Regions from separate parts of the Homo sapiens genome. Here region 1 is linked to region 2. A link is an interaction called in ENCODE POLR2A ChIA-PET data of the cell type or tissue named here. Cell type or tissue: A673. All regions are shown on one strand. Links, peaks and the distances in the headings refer to the core of each region. The heading gives the core; the rest is flanking DNA.

Region 1 (2,914 bases), core at 157-2,656, 270 kb before region 2:
CCTCCCAAAGTGCTGGGATTACAGGTGTCAGCCACCATGCCCAGCCAAAAAATATATTTGTGTGTGTGTGTGTGTATATACACATATATATTTTAGACAGGGTCTCTTGCTCTGTCACCAAGGCTGGAGTGCAAATCTTGGCTCACTGTAACCTCCGCCCCCTGGGCTCAAGTGATCCTCCCACCTCAACCTCCTGAGTAGCTGGGACCACAGGTGCGCACCACTATGCCCGGCTATTTTTTTGTATTTTTGGTACAGATGGTGTCTTGCCATGTTGCCCAGGCTGGTCTCGAACTCCTGAGTTTGAGCAGTCTGCCTGCCTCAGCCTCCCAAAGTGCTGGGGTTACAGGCATGAGCCACCATGCCCAGCTTCTGACAGCACTTTGTAGGCTCCAAAGTACTTATGTTTCTATTATGTCATTTGATATTTACAACAGTCTTTTGAATCCAGGATTGTGTCCCTTTTTTTTTTTTTTTTTTTTTGAGATGGAGTTTTGCTGTTGTTGCCCAGACTGCAGTACAGTGGTGTGACCTTGGCTCACTGCAACCTCCACCTTCTGTTTTCAAGCGATTCTCCTGCCTCAGTCTCCCGAGTAGCTGAGATTACAGGTGCTCACCACCACGCCCAGCTAATTTTTGTATTTTTAGTAGATATGGGGTTTCACTACGTTGGCCAGGCTGGTCTCGAACTCCTGAACTTGTGATCTGCCCACCTTGGCCTCTCCAAGTGCTGGGATTACAGGCATGAGACACTGCGCCCGGCCTGTGTCCCTTTTTTAGCTAGGAAACAGGATGAGAAGGCAATGGTTTACCAGAGATTACACAGTGAGGCTATGGCAGAGCTGGGCTTAGAATGCAGGTTTAGATGTATTTTTTTTCCTACCTGTCTCTGTGGCTACCTTTCCCTGTTCCCCAGGTCTTCAAAGACACAGCTCCTCTCTTCCACCCCCAGGACTTGCCGGAGCAGCCTTACTTGCAGCCTCCACTCAGCATCTTGGTGATTGAGCGCCGGGCCTTTGGCCACACAGTCCTTGTGGGTTCCCACATTGTCCCCCACATGCTGCGATTCACATTTCGGGGTCATGAGGATCCTCCTGAGGAGGAAGGAGAGATGGAGGAGACAGGGGATATGATGCCCAAGGGACCTCAAGGTTAGGAACCTTCTCCTTCAGGGACACCAGACAGAAGCCCCTCTGATTCCTGGTGGACGTGGCTCCAGAGGGCCCTCCGATGGGGTGTGGAATCTGACTTCTACTTACCCACTCTCCTCATGCTGCCATTTTCCCCCTCCCAGGACAGAAGTCCCTGGATCCCTTCTTGGCTGAAGCGGGTATATCCAGACAGCTCCTGAAGGTGATGGGGTAGAGGAGATAGATGGTGAAGGGGCTGGCAGTACTTGGGATGGTGCTGGGTTAGAGGGACAAAGTCTGCTCTTCCTCAGCCTCCTCTGAAGAAGCTCCCACTAGGAGGCCTCCTAAATCAAGGCCCTGGGCTGGAGGAAGACATCCCAGATCCAGAGGAGCTCGACTGGGGGTCCAAGTACTATGCGTCGCTGCAGGAGCTCCAGGGGCAGGTGGGGGCAGAGAAGGGTCCCAGGGAGGGGGCTGGGGTGTAAATGGTAAAAAGAATGATATCTTAGCTAGGCATGGCGGCGCGCACCTGTAGTCCCAGCTACTCAGGAGGCTGACGCAGGAGAATCACTTGAACCCAGAGGCAGAGGCTCCTGTGAGCTGAGATCATGCCATTGCACAACAGCCTGGGTGACAGTGAGACTCCGTCTCAAAAAACAAACAAAAAACAAGAATGATCTCATTGAAGGTGGAGCTCTACAGTTTTTCAGAGCTCTTCATTATAGTCCTCTTTTCTTCACAATTCTAGAAGCTGGGGATTATTAACTCCATTATCTAGAGCTGTGTTGTCCAAAAGACATAACACGAGCCACATACGTAATTTTAACTTTTGTAGTAGCCACATTAAAGTAGAAGGGGCCAGGCGCGGTGGCTCACGCCTGTAATCCCAGCGCTTTGGGAGGCCAAGGCGGGTGGATCACGAGGTCAGGAGATTGAGACCATCCTGGCTAACATGGTGAAACCCCGTCTCTACTAAAAATACAAAAAATATTAGCGGGGCATGGTGGCGGGTGCCTGTAGTCCCACCTACTCAGGAGGCTGAGGCAGGAGAATGGTGTGAACCTGGGAGGCGGACCTTGCAGTGAGCCGAGATTGCGCCACTGCACTCCAGCCTGGGCGACAGAACGAGACTCCCTCTCAAAAAAAAAAAAAAAAAAAAAAGTAAAACGAAACAGGTGAAATTAATTTTAGTAATATATTCAAAATACCATTTCAAGGCTGGGCACAGTGGCTCATGCCTGTAATCCCAGCACTTTGGGAGGCTGAGGCAGGCAGATCACTTGAGGTCAGGAGTTCGAGACCAGCCTGGCCAACATGGCGAAACCCCGTCTCTACTAAAAATACAAAAATTAGCCGGGCGTGGTGCTGGGCACCTGTTAATCCCAGCTATTCTGGAGGCTGAGGCAGGAGAATCGCTTGAACCTGGGAGGTGGAGGTTACAGTGAGCCGAGACTGTGCTCCAGCCTGGGTGACAGAGTGAAACTCTGTCTCTCAAAAAAAAAAAAAAAAAAAAAAAAAACTTCAACAAGTAATCATAAAATTTCTGAGATATTTTACATTCTTGTTTTTTGTACTAAGTATTTAAAAATCCGGTTTTTATTTTATACTTATCGCACATCTTTTTCTTTCTTTTCTTTTTATTTTTAGAGATGGGGTCTTTATCTGTTATCCAGACTGGTCTCAAACTCCTGGGTTCAAGTGATCTTCCCACCTCAGCCTCCCCAGTAGCTAGGACCATAAGTACATACCACTACACTCAGCTAATTACAAACTTTTTTTTTCCT
Region 2 (2,914 bases), core at 106-2,605:
TTGGGAGGCCGAGGTGGGTGGATCAGCTGAGGTCAGGAGTTTGAGATCAGCCTGAAACCCCGTCTCTACTACAGATACAAAAATTAGCCAGGCATGGTGGCATGTGCCTGTAATCCCACCTGCTTGGGAAGGTGAGGCATGAGAGGCGGAGTCTCTTGAACCTGGGAGGCGGAGACTGCAGTGAGCTGAGATTGCGCCACTGCACTCCAGCCTGGGCAACAGAATGAGACTTGGTCTCAAAAAAAATGAAATTAGAAGACCTATTTCCTACCCTGCTCCAGACGAAAACTTAATTTCTAGTTTATTGGATGTCCTTCCGAATGTTGTCTGTGCATAGACAAGCACCTTTGTCTTTTCCTTCTTTATGCAACTGGAGTTACACTAGACACATGATTCTGCAACTTGCTTTTTTCACTGAAGTATGTATCTTGGGTGTCCTTCCACATCAGGACATTTGGATCTATCTCATCTTTTTTTTTTTTTTTTTTTTTTTTTAGACAGAGTCTTGCTCTGTCACCCAGGCTGGAGTGCAGTGGCGCGATCTCTACTTACCACAAGCTCCACCTCCCAGGTTCACGCCATTCTTCTGCCTCAGCCTCCTGAGTAGCTGGGACTACAGGCGCCTGCCACCACACCCGGCTAATTTTTTGTATTTTTAGTAGAGACAGGGTTTCACCGTGTTAGCCAGGATGGTCTCGATCTCCTGACCTTGTGATCTGCCCGCCTCGGCCTCCCAAAGTGCTGGGATTACAGGCGTGAGCCACCACGCCTGGCCTCATCTTTTTAAAAAAATTGTAAAATATACATATCATAAAATGTACCATTTTAACTATTTTTAAGTGTACAGTTTAGTAGCATAAAGTACATTCCCATTGCTTTGCACCGTCACCACCATTCATCTCCAGAGCTTTTCCATCTTCCAAACTGAAACTCTGTCCCTATTGAACAATAATTATTCCCTCCTTCCCTCATATCCCCTAGCAACCACCATTCATTTGACTTTATGTCTCTATGAATTTGACTACTGTAGATAATTCATATAAGTAGAATCACACAATTTTTGACCTTTTGTGACTGACTTATTTCACTTAACATAATGCCCTCGAGGTTCATCTATCTCATCTTTTTTCTCCCCAACATTTATTGTGGAGATTTCAAGCATGTAGAAAGAATGGTGTAATGAACACCTGATATTTTAAACTAACCATATGCTTTTATACTGATTTTGTGGTTACCTCCAGATTTAATGCAAGCATGACCCCTCCTGGGAAGCGGTTCCTGAACTTCCTGTGACTCAGCTCATTCCATCCTCCCTGCACTCTCACAGTGCTTACTACATTCACATTATCTGTCACCTTGGCTGGGTGGGGATTTCTTTTTGGGTAGTGCAATGCCTACTGTGTTTGCATTTCTGTGGCCTGGCATAGTGCTTGGCATGTGGTAGTCAAAGAGTGAGAAATGCATAAAAGGACAAAAGTTAAGAAACTGGAGTTCAGTTTCTTAACTTTTGTTAAAATAGGGTCTCCTGATTCCTATTCTACTGGATATCCTGAATTACAAGGGAGCATTTACATTGCATACTATACACATCATTAACTTAACATGAGCTTTCGGGGGTTATGGGTTGGGAATTGAGAATTATTGCTCAAGTGTACATATCAATTATAAAAGTGGACGAATTGTAATTGTAGAAGCCTTACAATATAGAAAAGGATGAGGCTTAGGAGTGAAGAACTACACCTCTCTGTGAGCCTTTGTTTATGGTCTTTATTGCAGGTGGCTCTATTGGCTCAGTCGATCCTTTCATCAGTATTAATAAAAATGTACCGAATTGTGTTTGTTTCCGGTCCCCCATCCAGTCCATTCTGGCAGAGCCATTTTACCCAACTGTGCCTGACCACAGGAGTCACCTGGGGTGCTTTTAAAATCTAAATCTTTATCACCTCTCTGAAGATTACAATTCAGTAGGAGTGCTGCCTGGTGGTTCAACAAGTCACCCGAAGGTGACTTTTAAGAGCAGGAAATTTTGGGGAAATATACTAATTACCTGGGACACTTTTTAGAAATATCAGTGTCTGGGCCCTGTCCCCCAAAGATTCTGATTTAATTGGTGGAGGTGGACATCTGTAGTTGTAAAAGTTCCCAGGTGATTTTAATGTGCAATTCTAGAAGTTTTTCCTGTATTTTAATGTGCATGTGAGTCACCTAGAGGACCTAGGTACAATTCAGATTCTGACTCAGCAAGTCTGGGGCGGGGCCTGAGATTCTGCATTGCTAACAGCTGCACGTGATGGGGGTGCAGCCATTTTGCAGACCACACTTGGAGTCACAAGGTGCTAGAGCTATTTGATACTAAACACATGCAGCTATTTTAATTTAAATTAATTAAATAAAATGGAAAATTCAGATCCTCAGGTACTCAGTTACTATATGTGACTACCATCTTGGACAGTGCAGATACAGAACAGTTCCATAGTCACAAAAAGTTCTATTGGACAGCGCTGTTCTACAGCAACCTTTTCCTAGAATCTTGCTTGGATTGTTCCCCCTCCCTGGACGCTTTGGGAACCTCCCTGTTTTCTGTGACATTAGGTCCAAATTGCTCCCTGAACTTCCAGGCCTTCTGTGAACTGTTGCCATTGCTATGTGCCCTATCTGCCTTTATATTTCTTGTGCTCTCTCTTAGGCCGTTTGCCTTACTGCCCTATAGACATGCTGTGCCTGACTGAGACTCTACCTAACAATGAGGGGTTGAGGGCAGTAGCTGAGTCTTGGTCAGCTTTAGGGTCTGGTTCAGGGCCTGGTGTACCTTGTAGGCACTCCCTCTGTAAATATTTTGAATATTTTCTCTTGCTTAGAATAATCTGCAGCTGGCCAGGCACAGTGGCTCACGCCTGTAATCCCAGCACTTTGG

The links. ChIA-PET counts read pairs that join two places held together with the same protein. Peaks named below come from ENCODE experiments on the same cell type or tissue, not always from the same donor. Only the 100,000 strongest peaks of a DNase experiment are listed, where the experiment ranks them.
Region 1: POLR2A ChIA-PET joins it to region 2 with 13 read pairs; 2 of 35 experiments call an interaction of 5 or more read pairs at or near these places.

The regions. Positions count from the first base shown.
Region 1 is chr20:35,577,495-35,580,408 of GRCh38, reverse strand. It overlaps the pseudogene FER1L4. Among named protein-coding and RNA genes, the nearest start is that of ERGIC3, 37 kb to the right of the region's middle. In A673, for the core only: no CTCF peak of the experiment used is centred there; no DNase peak of the experiment used is centred there.
Region 2 is chr20:35,310,956-35,313,869 of GRCh38, reverse strand. The region is part of intron 8 of UQCC1 (ubiquinol-cytochrome c reductase complex assembly factor 1); the gene reads left to right. Among named protein-coding and RNA genes, the nearest start is that of FAM83C, 20 kb to the right of the region's middle. RefSeq lists an enhancer at 1,409-2,332. In A673, for the core only: no CTCF peak of the experiment used is centred there; a DNase peak (open chromatin) is centred at 1,309.